2 separate regions of the Homo sapiens genome follow, and region 1 is linked to region 2. A link is a contact called in ENCODE Hi-C or POLR2A ChIA-PET data. All regions are on one chromosome and are shown on one strand. Each heading gives the region's core, a stretch centred on a gene start or an enhancer-like site at or near the end of the contact. The rest is flanking DNA. Distances are from core to core; before and after follow the strand shown. Region 1 holds the start of FAM217B (family with sequence similarity 217 member B). Region 2 holds the start of PFDN4 (prefoldin subunit 4).

The links. A loop is a pair of places that touch in the nucleus more often than their neighbours do. ChIA-PET counts read pairs that join two places held with the same protein, here RNA polymerase II (POLR2A). Pooled maps may share reads with other maps.
Region 1: a map of naive thymus-derived CD4-positive, alpha-beta T cell shows a loop between it and region 2 (22-fold over the local background). The contact joins the promoter of FAM217B here to the promoter of PFDN4 in region 2. A Hi-C loop is called at or near these places in 1 of 168 maps with a recorded cell type or tissue (naive thymus-derived CD4-positive, alpha-beta T cell) and 5 of 50 pooled maps. POLR2A ChIA-PET finds 5 or more read pairs at or near these places in 1 of 52 experiments (activated naive CD4-positive, alpha-beta T cell).

The regions. Positions count from the first base shown.
Region 1 is chr20:59,937,954-59,944,575 of GRCh38, forward strand. FAM217B (family with sequence similarity 217 member B) reads left to right here and starts at 2,436. Exons shown (of 4, transcript NM_022106.3): 1 at 2,436-2,582; 2 at 4,245-4,356; 3 at 4,474-4,559; 4 at 5,987-6,622. The coding sequence starts at 5,991. PPP1R3D (protein phosphatase 1 regulatory subunit 3D) reads right to left here and starts at 2,352. Exons shown (of 1, transcript NM_006242.4): 1 at 1-2,352. The coding sequence starts at 1,978. The coding sequence ends at 1,079. RefSeq lists silencers at 1,814-1,943, 2,294-2,673 and an enhancer at 2,241-2,535.
Region 2 is chr20:54,203,516-54,209,848 of GRCh38, forward strand. It overlaps PFDN4 (prefoldin subunit 4), which reads left to right and starts at 4,572. Exons shown (of 4, transcript NM_002623.4): 1 at 4,572-4,609. The coding sequence starts at 4,586. It overlaps LOC124904937 (a long non-coding RNA gene), which reads right to left and starts at 4,526. Exons shown (of 2, transcript XR_007067669.1): 1 at 4,442-4,526; 2 at 3,431-3,541. RefSeq lists enhancers at 1,892-2,121, 3,969-4,786, 4,327-4,646, 4,787-5,603 and a silencer at 4,637-4,906.

The sequences.
Region 1 (6,622 bases), core at 1,186-3,685, 5.7 Mb after region 2:
AAAAGTATAAATATTTGTCAATTATTTTTCCTCCAGTGCTCTGGCTATTGCTGAAAACACCTTCTAGTTCCACCTTGTAACTGGACTCCCAAAAGATGAATGCTGACATCTTCTGATGCTTAACAAGAAATAAAAATAGTCACCTTAATCATCAAAAAGGTAATTGCAAAGGGCACTGTTGCCTGAAATTCTCTAGTCACCTGAAAACTGAAATAACTGAGGCAAGACTTCTTAAAATGCTTAGTTTCAAACTTAAACAGAATGGCCTGATAATGATCAAACATGTACAGAGAAATACATGAAATCAGAATTGTGAATGCAGAGAAATAACTGTTTTGCTAGTTTAAAAGTCTGAAGCTTTTCCCTCCTCCCCAGCTGTTAATGTAGGAGACACACAGCCTAACCAGGACAGTCTCAATGCCCAGGAATGGTTGTGTGATGACTGATAAAGCAGAAATTTCTTGCCTATTAATAGTTTCCCACTGTTAGAAGGCTACAGCCGTTGGCAATCAGATGTGGGCTCAGGTTTTCCTTATCCTGGGGCAGGAATGCCTGGAGGGACCACGATGTGGGTCACACTGTACATTCTGTTTACTGTGGGCACAAACACAGAACTTTTTTTTTTTAGCTTATTAAATCGAGAATATTCCTGAGGAGGCATCCGCTATGGGCTAAAGGTCCCAACATCACAATAATAAATAACAGCTATGTTTACAGAGACACATTCAGGACACATGCAAAAGCTTTTCCTAGCAGGAGGACTTGGGCCTTTGCAAAACAAGCTGCTTGGGCCTCCCCAGAGGGCCCACCCTCCCATGCACCTACCCCACCACCCTGCCCCAACTCATTACACAACTCGGCCTTCTGGCCACCTGAGGCTACTTTTTAGACCAAGTGACTCAGACGTTTCAAGTAGAAGACAGGATGGGCCACTGCCAGGGGACCTTGCAGCAGAAAATTAGGTCAGAGGACTTGGAGGGTGGTGAAGAACAACCAGATAGATGTGAGAGCCCAGCAGGGAAATGACAGGAGGCGCAGCTTAGGTGTGGAGGCTCCAGGTGGCCGGTCCCCGCGCGGCTCAGATGAAGTGGATCCAGCTCTCTTCGCACTCCCCGCGAGGCATGTGCAGCGCGTGGTTGCGACATGTGAGGCTGTAGTCTCGGTGGTCGTTGTTGTCCCAGTACTCGGCACCCGCCACTTGGTAGCGCACCGCGAAGTGCACGCGGGAGCCGAGCTCCAGCAGGAAGGGCGGTACTGGAAAGCCGAAGGTGAAAACGTCCTCCGTGCCCTCGGGGCCTGCGGGCCCGCGCCACCGCGCCACCGCCTCGTGGGTACTGCGCCAGCCCGAGAAAGTGTAGCGCACAGCCACCTGCTTCTCGAAGGCCACGTTGCACACGCGCACCGTACCGCTGATGCCAAGGTCCGAGCAAGTGACACGCTCCAGGCACACGAGCTGCCGCTGCAGGCGCTCGCCAAAGTCGGCGGCCTCGACGGGCGGCGGGAAATCGGGCACCAGGCAATGCAGGGTGAACTCCAGGTCCTGGCTGCTGCAGCACAGGTCCGAGTTGATTGCGAGCCGCGACAGCACGTGCAGCGGCACGGACGGGTCGTCTCCCGCGTTGAACACCTTGACCTGTGCCAGCTCCAAGCCCAGGGCGTCGGCGAAGCGCACGCGGAGCTTCTGGCTGCAGCCCGGCCGACACGCAGCGCCCGGCGCGCCCGCGGCCTTCTGGCGGCGCTCGGGGGAGCTGGGCAGTGAGCGCGCCCGCCGCAGGATGATGGGCCGCAGGCGGGGGTCGCAGCCCGACGGCGCTGGCGTTGGCGGCGGCGCGCGGCCCGGGCTCCCAGGGGGCCTACAGGCCCGCGGCTCCAGGGCCACGCCGCCGTCCAGGTCCGACAGGCAGCTGAGGCTCCGGGGGCCGAGCTTCCGGGATCCCAGGGCGCTAGGCAGGACCGCGGAGCTCGGGCCTCTGGACATGGCCCCGCCGGCCGTCGGAAGATGAGGCAGGGATGAGAGACGACCTCCCGACCCCGCGACAGCTCCCTCCGTGCTCAGAAGCCGCAGAGAGTCCACCGTATCTGCAACCTGCGGGGGACCTCTCGGGCCCGGTGCGCCCTACCCTTGGTTCGCCACCTTGCTCCTCGAGTCCTTGTCCAGGTCCTCCGCTTCTTGCGGTTAAAGAAATTGTAAGAGTGGGGAGTTTTTCTCTAGTGGAAGCTTTCAGAGGCCTCCCGGGAGCGCAGGGTAGCGCCTCTTTTTTCTTCTTGCTTCCTTGGAGGTTCTTACAAGAAGGCTGCGTTCCGGGAGCGGCCCCTCCCACTTTCCCGGTCCGCGGCGTTACTTACAAGGCTGCAACTTGACCGGGTGCAACTTCCTAGCGAGCCTCCGCCCCGCCCCTCGTGACGCCGCCTGCAGGCGGGCCCCCGCCGGCCTCAGCTCAGCCAGGGAGCTCAGCGGAGCTGCGCGCCTCCGCCTCCAGCTCCCCTGCCGCAGCGCGCCGCAGCCGGGCGTCCCCGCGCGGGCGCCGGAGAGGAAGGAAGGCTGGCAGCCTCGTCACGTGTCCGCTGCAGTCGCGAAACAGGTCTGATCAATTTCTGTTTACGTCTGCCTGGATTGCGCGCCTATCGATCATAGACTTTGTCTGCACAAACGGAGGACAAGGAAAATGCATGCTGCGTGTCCTTAGATTTCTGGGTTGTGGATGGGGGGAGCGGTGGTGCAAAAACCGGCCTTGCCAGGAGCTGGTCTCAGGCTAATTTTAAACATCGAGGCCAGCCCACACTTTGGACAGGTTCACTGCAACCTGGACCCTTGGTCAGACCGAGGGAGCCTCACTGCGTAGAGGAGCAGCGTCATGTCCACATCACCCAGAATGCTTTGCCGCACCGAATGGCCAGCAGATTCCCTTGAGGGTGGGGAGGGGAGGTGCTGCTGTTGTCTTCCTGGACTCCGCGCCAGAGAGGAAGACAGGGGAACAAGAGTTATTACCCGCTGATGACTTCTGCAGCTGCCCTTAATCAGCCTCTGGCGCTTGGGGAGCATATTTGTAGCCAGAATCTCCGACTTTTAGCTTTGTTTCCAAGCAAGCCAGAAACACCAGCAAGGCCTGGAGCTTGTTTTCTGCCTATTTAGAACCCTGCAGGCATTCGTGTCTCTCACCCGGTAGCTTTGAGCACAAAACCCCACAGCCTTTGGTGTAAAGCATACCAGGTGAAATGAAGTAGAAAAGATGCAAGTGCACTTTCCAGAGAGCAGTTTGGGGCCAGCCATTCCATTAAGAAGGTTCCTTTTTATTGTCCAGAGGGACAAAGCAGAAAGAAAACCAGACTAATGAAAGGGGGTTGATTCAAGAACATTCGTTGCATCTAAAATGAGTCAAGGCTGTTGATTGTGGTATAATTCATGAAATGTGAGAGAATGATTTTATTTATCATTGGATGTAAGCTAACTAAAAAGGCTTACATGATTAATGTGGGAAAAATACAGGAAAGTTTCAGGAAGAAAATAAAAATCTTCTATAATCATCTCTTTTATTTTACAGAGACAGGTGATACGGGAAAGAGAAGTATCCAATTTCCATTCAGTGCACTTTTAATAGGCCACTCAAAATGAGAGGGGAATAACAGCAATATGTGGTATAGGTCAACAATGCTTCATAAAGAGATGATATATAATATGTAATATGTATGAATATATGGAAAGTCTTATAATGGATTGATGTGATAGAGAAGGCCGAAAAATTGAATGGGAACGTTCCTCCTAGAGTTTAAGCTCCTTCTGAACAGGGACGTGCATAATCATTGCCATTTTTCTGGGTACTCCTGTAATTATTTGTTGCATGAATGAATGATTGGGCAATGCAATGATTGAACGCTGTAATAAGACCTGACCTTATTTAGCCTTCCAGATTTCTTCAACATATTATTTCCAAGGAAGATTATACCTGTGTGTGAACAGGGAGAGAGAGAGAGAGATGGAATCCATTCACAGTATTTATAGTAGTGTGATCCTGTGATCCTGTCTCTAATATCTACTGTAATAAGCAGAAAAGACAAAGCTGTAAGCATAAGACAATGTCTCCCTTCCCCAGTATTTCATAACCTAGAGTGCAAACCACTATATGATCACAGCCTTAATATTTCAATATTATACAAGTATTAAAAAACAAGTGAAAAACCAACCCGATACTGGTGGTAGGACCATTTGCAATCAATAGTTACTGACAGTATTCTGTTGCTTCTAGTTCCGGTGGTGAGGAGACCTTTCCAAATATAAGAGGAATAAAGAAGTCACCTCCCCAGCTGTCATCATCTTCCAGCAGATTGAGCAAGAATATTTTGAGCACTACAGGAAAGGTAATGTAAACTTAGAAGAAAAATCTGACTTAGATTTATTCTGGGATTTTTGTTTGTTTGCTTGCTTGTTTCTTGTGTACATGTTCACAGTGTTTATTACTGCATCCCTGTTTTTAGACAGTCCATCAAACCCGAGATGATGATCAGCCACGTGATTTTTTCAAGAAGAGGAATAGGGTGAATGAATCTCATCAGAAAAGCAGGTAAATAGTTTTAGTATAATTGCTTTATCTTGCAAAAGACTCATTATCTCTGTTGTCCAGATTGAATATGTGGAGTGGGGAAAAAAGTATGTCTATAGATAAGAAATATACATTTATAATTTTTTTCTAGCAGAAATGAATAGAAAAGTGGTTTAAGCATAATAGTGGATAAGGATTCCAACGGTCATAATTCTGGCAGTTGTTAGCAGAATTATAATTTTGAGTAAGTCCTTTAATCACTTTTCTATGTTAGTTTCCTTTTATATAAAAGGATAGTGACAATAATTAATTTTTATGGATGCATACTGACAGGCAGGAACAAAATGTTTTAACAGTGTTATGAATTCTGAATAATGGAGATTCCTTCATTTCTTCATTTATTCAACATTTATTGAGCACACGTTGTACTATTGGCAATGATTTAATGTCCTGCATATTTATTAATTAAAATGTAGCACGTATTCAAATAGTTGCTTAGGTTGTTTGAAACCACTGGGCAAATGAACCTCTGAAGTTTCCAGAAAGCATGTTTACCACCCATTTCTATTCATTCTATCTGACTTATATTACAGAGAAGTATTATTAATCTTAAATGCCACGTTCTTGGTAAATAAATTGAAAAGAGGATATTTTCAACTCTGATGTGAGATTCAGCATCAGAATAAATTATGCCAGAGAGAATTAGTTTCTATACTCATAATGCACACAGTATTCATTATTCCCTTTACCTGCTATTCACAAGGTAACACTAAGACCCTGTGTTTTCATTCATATGTGTTACAGGGCACCATATGATTTTATTTCTGTTCTTTAAACACAATTTTCCCAAATGTGTTTTCTGTTTGAAAACATTGTAACAAGCTTTTGATTTAAGGTACAGGTTTGTATGTGCAATACTTTTATATATTAAAATTTCACTCAGCTCAGAATCGCCACCAATCAGTGATTAAACTGCAAAACTTGCATGTTTATTTGATATTTACACTTAATTTAAAATAGGTGTATAAAATAAAACTGTTTTTACTTCTGAATGTTATTAAATGCTTTTGATGGTAACAATTCCAGAGTTCTACGACTGATTTTTTCCAAACTAATGTTTTTTTTTTAAAGTACACACGAAAGTATGAAACAAGCACTTTGAGAAATGTTAATGTTTTTCCTAAATGCTAATATTTGATATAAAATGGAAACTGTGCATTCTCTTTTGTCACATGCATTATATAATGTATCTCAAATAGAGTATTATATGGGAAAATGTTCTGTAAAATTACTTATGCTTTAAGGAGTTTGGAAGCTGACATTTTCTAATGCCTACTAATAGCTGAGACAAAAAAAAGTACAACTAGAAGATTCTTTTTGTTTGTTTAATTATAGCCAGACCATTTTTTGTCATATGTGGTAAGAATTGCAGTTTTATTTTCTCACAGCAATATGAATGCTGGCCCATCTTGGAATAAAGTGCAACATTCAAAGAATTCTTCAGGAAAAAGGCAGAGTAAATCCCAAGTACCCCACGCTTCTTCCCAGCCGAGAAGCAGCCTCACAGCTGTCACCCAGCCTACTGAAGAAAAACTTAAAGAAAGCATTTCCCCGGAAGCAAGACGCAAAAGGAATCCACTCGGTTCCAGGTGTCAGGGGGCCTCAGGGAATAAACTGTTTCTTGATTTTCAGTCAATGAAAATTATTAAAGAGAATGCTGATGAGGACAGTGCAAGTGATCTCTCTGATTCGGAAAGAATTCCCATTCCTCCTTCTCCCCTCACACCTCCAGATCTCAATCTTCGAGCTGAAGAAATTGATCCAGTTTACTTTGATCTTCACCCTGGTCAGGGCCATACAAAACCTGAATACTATTATCCTAATTTCCTTCCATCCCCTTTCAGCTCCTGGGACCTACGAGATATGGCCCTGCTTCTGAACGCAGAGAACAAAACGGAAGCCGTGCCCCGAGTGGGAGGACTTCTTGGGAAGTATATCGATAGACTTATTCAGCTTGAGTGGCTGCAAGTCCAGACTGTACAGTGTGAAAAAGCAAAGGGGGGCAAAGCAAGGCCCCCCACTGC
Region 2 (6,333 bases), core at 3,322-5,821:
ATTTACATTCCCACCAACAGCGTATGAGGGTTCCCTTTTCTCCACATCCTCTCTGGCATTTGTTATTGTCTGTCTTTTGGAAAAAGCAATTTTTAGCTGGGATGAGCTGATATCTCATTGGAGTTTGGATTTGCATTTCTCTGATGTTCAGTGATGTCGAGCACCTTTTCATATCTCCATTTGCCATTTGTATGCCTGCTTTAGAAGAATGTCTATTCAGATCTTTTGCCCATTTTTAAACTGGACTATTAGTTTTTTTCCTATTGAGTTGTTTGTGCTCCTCATATACTCTGGCTGTTAATCCCTTTTTTCTTGCCTTATTTCTTAATTAAATATTAAACTAAATATTTAGTTTGCAAATATTTTCTCTCATTCTGTGGTTTGTCCAATGTAATTTTAAAGTCCTAAAAGAATTTAATTCACTGACTCTTCAGTATGTTATAACCTGAACTTCTTGGCTGATTTTATGGGCCTCAGTGTTAGACAGCACCTAAGGATGTGTCATGTTAAAGCCTCTTGGTTTAACCTGTCTTTGTTCTCACCTGCCATTGGCCACCTGCTCCACCCCAGCAGCTCCCACAGTGACCAGCTCCACACCGGCCATGGTGTGCAGACTTGCAGGGCTGCCTCTCCGTCCAGTTGGCTCGTGCTTACAGCCTCACACCTTGTTCCTCCACCTGGGGGCTTCCCTGTGGAAGGCTGAGGTGAGAAAAATTATGGGAGCCTCAATGAGCAACCTGGAAGTGTCTGGGAGTGAGGTCCCCGTGGGGCCAGCCTTTGAATGGGAGGCAGGAACTGGCAAATAAGAGTTCTCCCCAGCTGAACTCTCCTGTGTTCTGGTTAACACAGCCTCTTACAGGACAGTCCCCAGAGAGGGAGCAACCAGTCGTGCTTGATACCAAGCAAAGGTCGGCTTGGTGAGGCCTCCTGGTATGGGCTCTGCTGCCTTCCCTGACCTGCTTCATTCCGCTTTTTCCTCGCTCTGGCTGCCCTGGGATTGTACTCCTTAATGAAGAAGCAGTATCTAGGCCTTTGCCTTGGGGTCTGCTTTAAAGATTCCGGCTGGGATGGCTTCTAACCATTGTCATTCTTCTCCCCCAGGATGCTTTCCAATTTCTACACATCTGAAATGGATGCTACAGTCTCAAAAGGCAGCACTAATCATGGCCATGGGGGTAGTTAGCAGTAATACCAAGCCAGGGGAGTTCTTGAAGAGGAGATTTGAAAGATCATAACTTGGGCAGTGGAATTTCAGACGCAACTGGGCTGAACTGAGAAAGTAATCATAGCTAACATTTCCTGAGAGCTTACAATGCATTTTATTTGCACGTATTATCTCTTCTACTCTTTGCAACAAGCCTATTAGAGACACATTATTATTTTTGCCATGAAAGTAACTTGTCTAACATCAAAATTAGAAAGTGGTGCAGGTATGATTTGAACGCAGGCAGTCTGGCTCCAGTAAGCCCTTTATTGAGTCTTAAACACTTTACTCATGCAAGTCAGGTGACAGGAGCTGCAATGTCCACTATGAGCTGCCCACTCGGGGACACATCTGACTTTATACATGACTTGTGGTGATGGGTAAAGCCTGGTGCTTAGGAGAGTGGTCTCTGGAGCCAGGTTCACCAAGAGTTCGAACCCAGGCTCTGGTACTTCCTGGCTGCTGGAGCCTTGGCCAAGTAGCTTTGTCCTCCTGAAACTCTATTTCCTCTCCTGTAAAATGATCGATAACAATATTGTGTGGTATGGTGAGGATTAAAACATTTAGCAAGGTGCAGGCCACATAGTATGTACCCTGTCAGTTTTGTATGTTACTGTTACTATTGCATTAGTCCGTTTTCACATTGCTGATAAAGACATACCCAAGACTGGGTAATTTATAAAGAAAAAGAGATTTGATGGACTCACAGTTCCACGTGGCTGGGGAGGCCTCACCATCATGGTGGAAGGCAAAAGGCGCATCTTACGTGGTGGCCGACAGGAGAGAATGAGACGAGAGAAAGGGGAAACCCCTTATAAAACCATCGGATCTCATGAGACTTATTCACTACCATGAGAACAGAATAGAGGAAACCGCCCCCATGATTCAATTATCTCCCACCAGGTCCCTCCCACAACACATGGAAATTATGGGAGCTACCATTCAAGAGGAGATTTGGGTGGGAACACAGCCAAACCATATGAACTCTCATTATTATTATACTTCAGCAAAAGGCAAAGGTTAACGTAGGTGAGAGTTTAGGTCCCTTCTGGTCCTAAGATCTATGCACCTGAGGATTGAAGTGCTTCTCTCTCTCAAAGCCCCTATGCTACTTTCGGTCCCCACCATACAATTACATTTCCTCAAAATTCCTGCTCCGCTGTTCCTCAGCTTTCAACTCAGCCATTTCTCAATAAAGCTTTGAAAAAGTCAGAATTCTTTCTCTCTTTCTCTCTCTCCCTCCCCCAGTTTGGCCTCACCAAGTTCTAAAACATGCCCAGATCTGGCCCCTGCCTTGCACCCCAGCCTCGCTCCATGCTGCTCTGTCCTTTCTACCATGTCTCACCAGGCTCTTTCCCTCTCAGCCCTCCACCCCTGGGGTCCACTTTCGTCTCCTCTCCCCATGCTGAGGCCTCCCATTTTCTCTTAGCTTAGAGGCCAGCTCCAGAGCTGGCCCCCACCCCTCCCCTCTGTGCTCTGCCTCAGCACCTCATTTATCTCCTTCATGCACTTGGTACCATTTGTGACAATTTTGCCCTTTATTTCTGTCTCCCTCTCCACCATTTGTTTCTTGCAGTGCTTTTACATTGAGCTCTGGAATAAACAGATATCACTGATGGAGCATCTCCTATGTGCCAGACCCGGTGCTAAGATTTAACCCTGGAAAAACATCTTTATTCAACAAATACTTTTTTGAGCACATATGAGCTACACACTGGAAAGTCCCAATACTAAGGGCCTGGAGAGCCCAGAATAGGCAGGAGAACAGGCGATGCCCGTGGCGGGCTAGGTGGTTCGGTGGGGAGGGCACAGGGTGCTATAAGGTCTCATTCCCCTCATTTAACCAAAGAGGAAATTGGGACTTTGAGAAAGGAGGAGGCTTGTCAGGGGCAGTTCTCAAGCTGTGGCCCATGAACCTCGGGGGTCCCTGAGACCTTTTCAGGGATCCATGAGGGCCTCCCTTTCCCAACTACATGATTTGTATGAGGCTGGGGTTTTTCATACCTACAACTAGGCAACTAAACAGTGTATTTGGAGAGACTGAATGCAGAAGTAGACATGAGAATGTAACCTTCCATTAAGCCTGATATTAAAGAGATCAGTGAAAATGTAAAATGATGACAATCTTCTCAATTTATTTTTGTCTTAGAAAATATAGTTATTTTTAAAGTGTGATTTTTATTACCATGGAATGGAGTTTTATATTATTTTAAATGAATTAATAAATACATTTTAAAAATTCTGCTTTAATTTCTAATACAGCAAATATCGATAAATAACCCACATAAACAAAAGTTCTTTGGAGTCCTCAGTAATTTCCAGGAGTATAAAGAGGTCCTAAGGCAAAAAAAAAAAAAAAAATTACTAATTGGGAGACACAAGTGTCAGAATATACAGTAATTGTTCAGTAATATTGCTGTAAATTAATTAATAGGATTGCCTAGTCACAACAGCAAAGGCATGGAATCAACCCAGATGCCCATCAGTGGTGGATAGGATAAAGAAAATGTGGTCCATATACACCATGGAATACTATGCAGCCATAAAAAAGAACAAAATCATGTCCTTTGCAGCAACATGGATGCAGCTGGACATCATTATCCTAAGTGAATTAACACAGAAACAGAAAACCAACCACTCATGTTCCCACTTATGAGTGACAGCTAAACACTGGGTACTCGTGGACATAAAGGTGGGAACAATAAATGCTACGGATTCCAAAAACGGGGAAGGAGGCAGGGGAAAGGGGTTGAAAAATTACCTGTGGGGTACTATGTTCACTACTTGGGCAACGGGATCATTAGAAACCCAAACCTTAGCACCATGCAGTATATCCATGTAATAAACCGGCACACATACCCCCCGAATTTAAATTAAAAAAAAATTACATTAAAAGATAGGAGTACCTCCTTTACACCACCTGAATTATCATGGCACATAAATCTCACACCCTATTTGCCAAGGCCATTCGTTCCTAGCTGTTTTACAGGTAGGTTAGCTTTCTCAATGCAAGTCTGTGGGACGGATGGAGAAAAATTCCCCGAGCCCTTTGATCCTGCCCCAGCTGGGCCCCGCCGCGCTGAGCCTTGGGCGCGCCCCCTGCTGCCCGCGGCCGGAGCCGTTCGCCACACCCCCGTGTTTATGTCGGTCCACGGGGGTTGCCTGTCCCTTTAATTGGCATGTACCAAGTCCTTCCAGGTCACATTTCCTCCCTACGTCCCAGCCGTTTGGACTCACTGGCCAAAAGTCCAAGAGGACGGAATGTGGAGACAGTGTTGTATTTTTGCGGGGAGTTCTAGGCCGACCGGGAGCGAGAGAACGCTCGGGGGCGAAGCGCGCCATTGCGGCCCTCCCCGCCGCCTGCGGTAGTCCAGTCCCAAGATGGCGGCCACCATGAAGAAGGCGGTGAGTGGGGAGCTCGGGGCTCTGGATGCTCGGGCGGCGCCGGATCTCGGCCGCTGGGGCCCGGGCGCGGGATGCTGGGGGTGCGCAGCTCCGAAGCCCGGCGTGGGACCCGAGGCCGAGGCCGAGGCCCTGAGAGCGGTCCCGCGGCAAGGCCTGCTCGCGCCTGGCGCCCTGAGCGTTTTCCTAGGCACCTGGCCAGCCGAGGCGGGGCGCCGGGGCTGGGGCCGGGAGCCTCGAAGGACGCAGGTCCGCCTCCCGCGATGCCGAGGGTGCCCCCGGGGAGTCTGAGGAACCTGCAGCCCCGGCCTCGCCCCTGAGGTGTGGGAAGCCGAAGGTCCCGTTGAGTGTGGTTGGCCTTGACTCGGGCGTTGCACCGGCATGATCGCATTAGCCTCACTGGTTATGGGTAGCTGCTGCTGGGAGCGTGGTTACGGGTGAGGAAACTGAGGCCCAGAGATGGGGAGTCACCTGCCCGAGGTTACGCAGCTCATAACGGGGACAGCAGGTTCCTGCATCCCCAGATTAGCAGGCCCCAGAGACCCTGTGTCCAACCTGGAGCTGCCCATTTCCACGCTTGATGCCCCTGAGTCCTTCAGGCTAAAACCAGTATTTATTGAGAATGGAAGATGTGCCGGGCCCAGCAGCCGGCCGTTTATCTGTTATCCTCCCCGCAACTCAGCAAGTGCAATGGGTTCCTCTCCACTTTGCAGGTAGAGAAACTTAGACACAGAGCAGTTAGAGGCCCTAAAGTGACTCAGCTAGTAAGAAGCAGAGCTGGAGTTCAAACTCAGGTTTGTTTTTGTTTTTCTCAAAGCACGCCTGTGTAACCACTAAGCCGGCTAAACTTCCATGTGGGGTTTTTAATCCCGTGAGCCTTCCCAGATGTGTAAAGATAGTCAGATAGAAGAAAAAGAAAATTGGAGAGGGGGAAGGAGATAACGGCTGATAATTTGGGGAGCTTTACAGTGTGCTAGGTACAGCTGTAAGTTGTTTTGCGTGTATTGTTTATTTTATGTTCTTTGAGGGAGATACTGTTTTTATCCTTATTTAACAATGAGAAAACAGGCGCGGAGGCAAAGCTAGCATTTAAACACAGGCATTCTGACTCCGGAGTCTGTGTTTTAAACTGCTATAGGGGGTCTTTGATGAGAATCTCTTGGCTGGAGGGATTTGCGTTCATTCCACTTTTAAGACCACATTAGAACTTCTTTGCTTTGCCCCTATCCAGTACCACATAGTCTATGCCATCTGTGCCTGGTGTAGGGTGACCCATTGCCCCCTTTTATATGAAATTGAGGGACTGCCAAAAATGGGAAAGCCCCAGCCAACTCAGGATGTGTTGCTCACCCTACTATTCTGCCATCCAAAAATTCTTACTGTGTCCCAGAGTAGGGTCTAGGGCCATGGTGATTCAAAAAAGTATGAAACTTTGTGAGATTCACTTCACCTCTAGTTTGTTAAATTGGGCCCTCTGGTGTTAGGTATGGCCTTTAATTCCTTGGAAGATACTAGTTGTGGTTCACTCCGTTTTATAGGTATGGAAACTGAAGTGCAGAGAGGTGAAGTAAATGGTAGAAGAGGAAATGGCAGAAGAATGATTTGAACCTTGGATTTTGATTGCAAAATTTCTAATTACCAACTTTTTTTTTCCTTTCATTGATTCAGTAAATTTTCGGGGGCACGTAATATGGCGTAGTCTCAGTTTTAAGTGGAGACAACTGTGG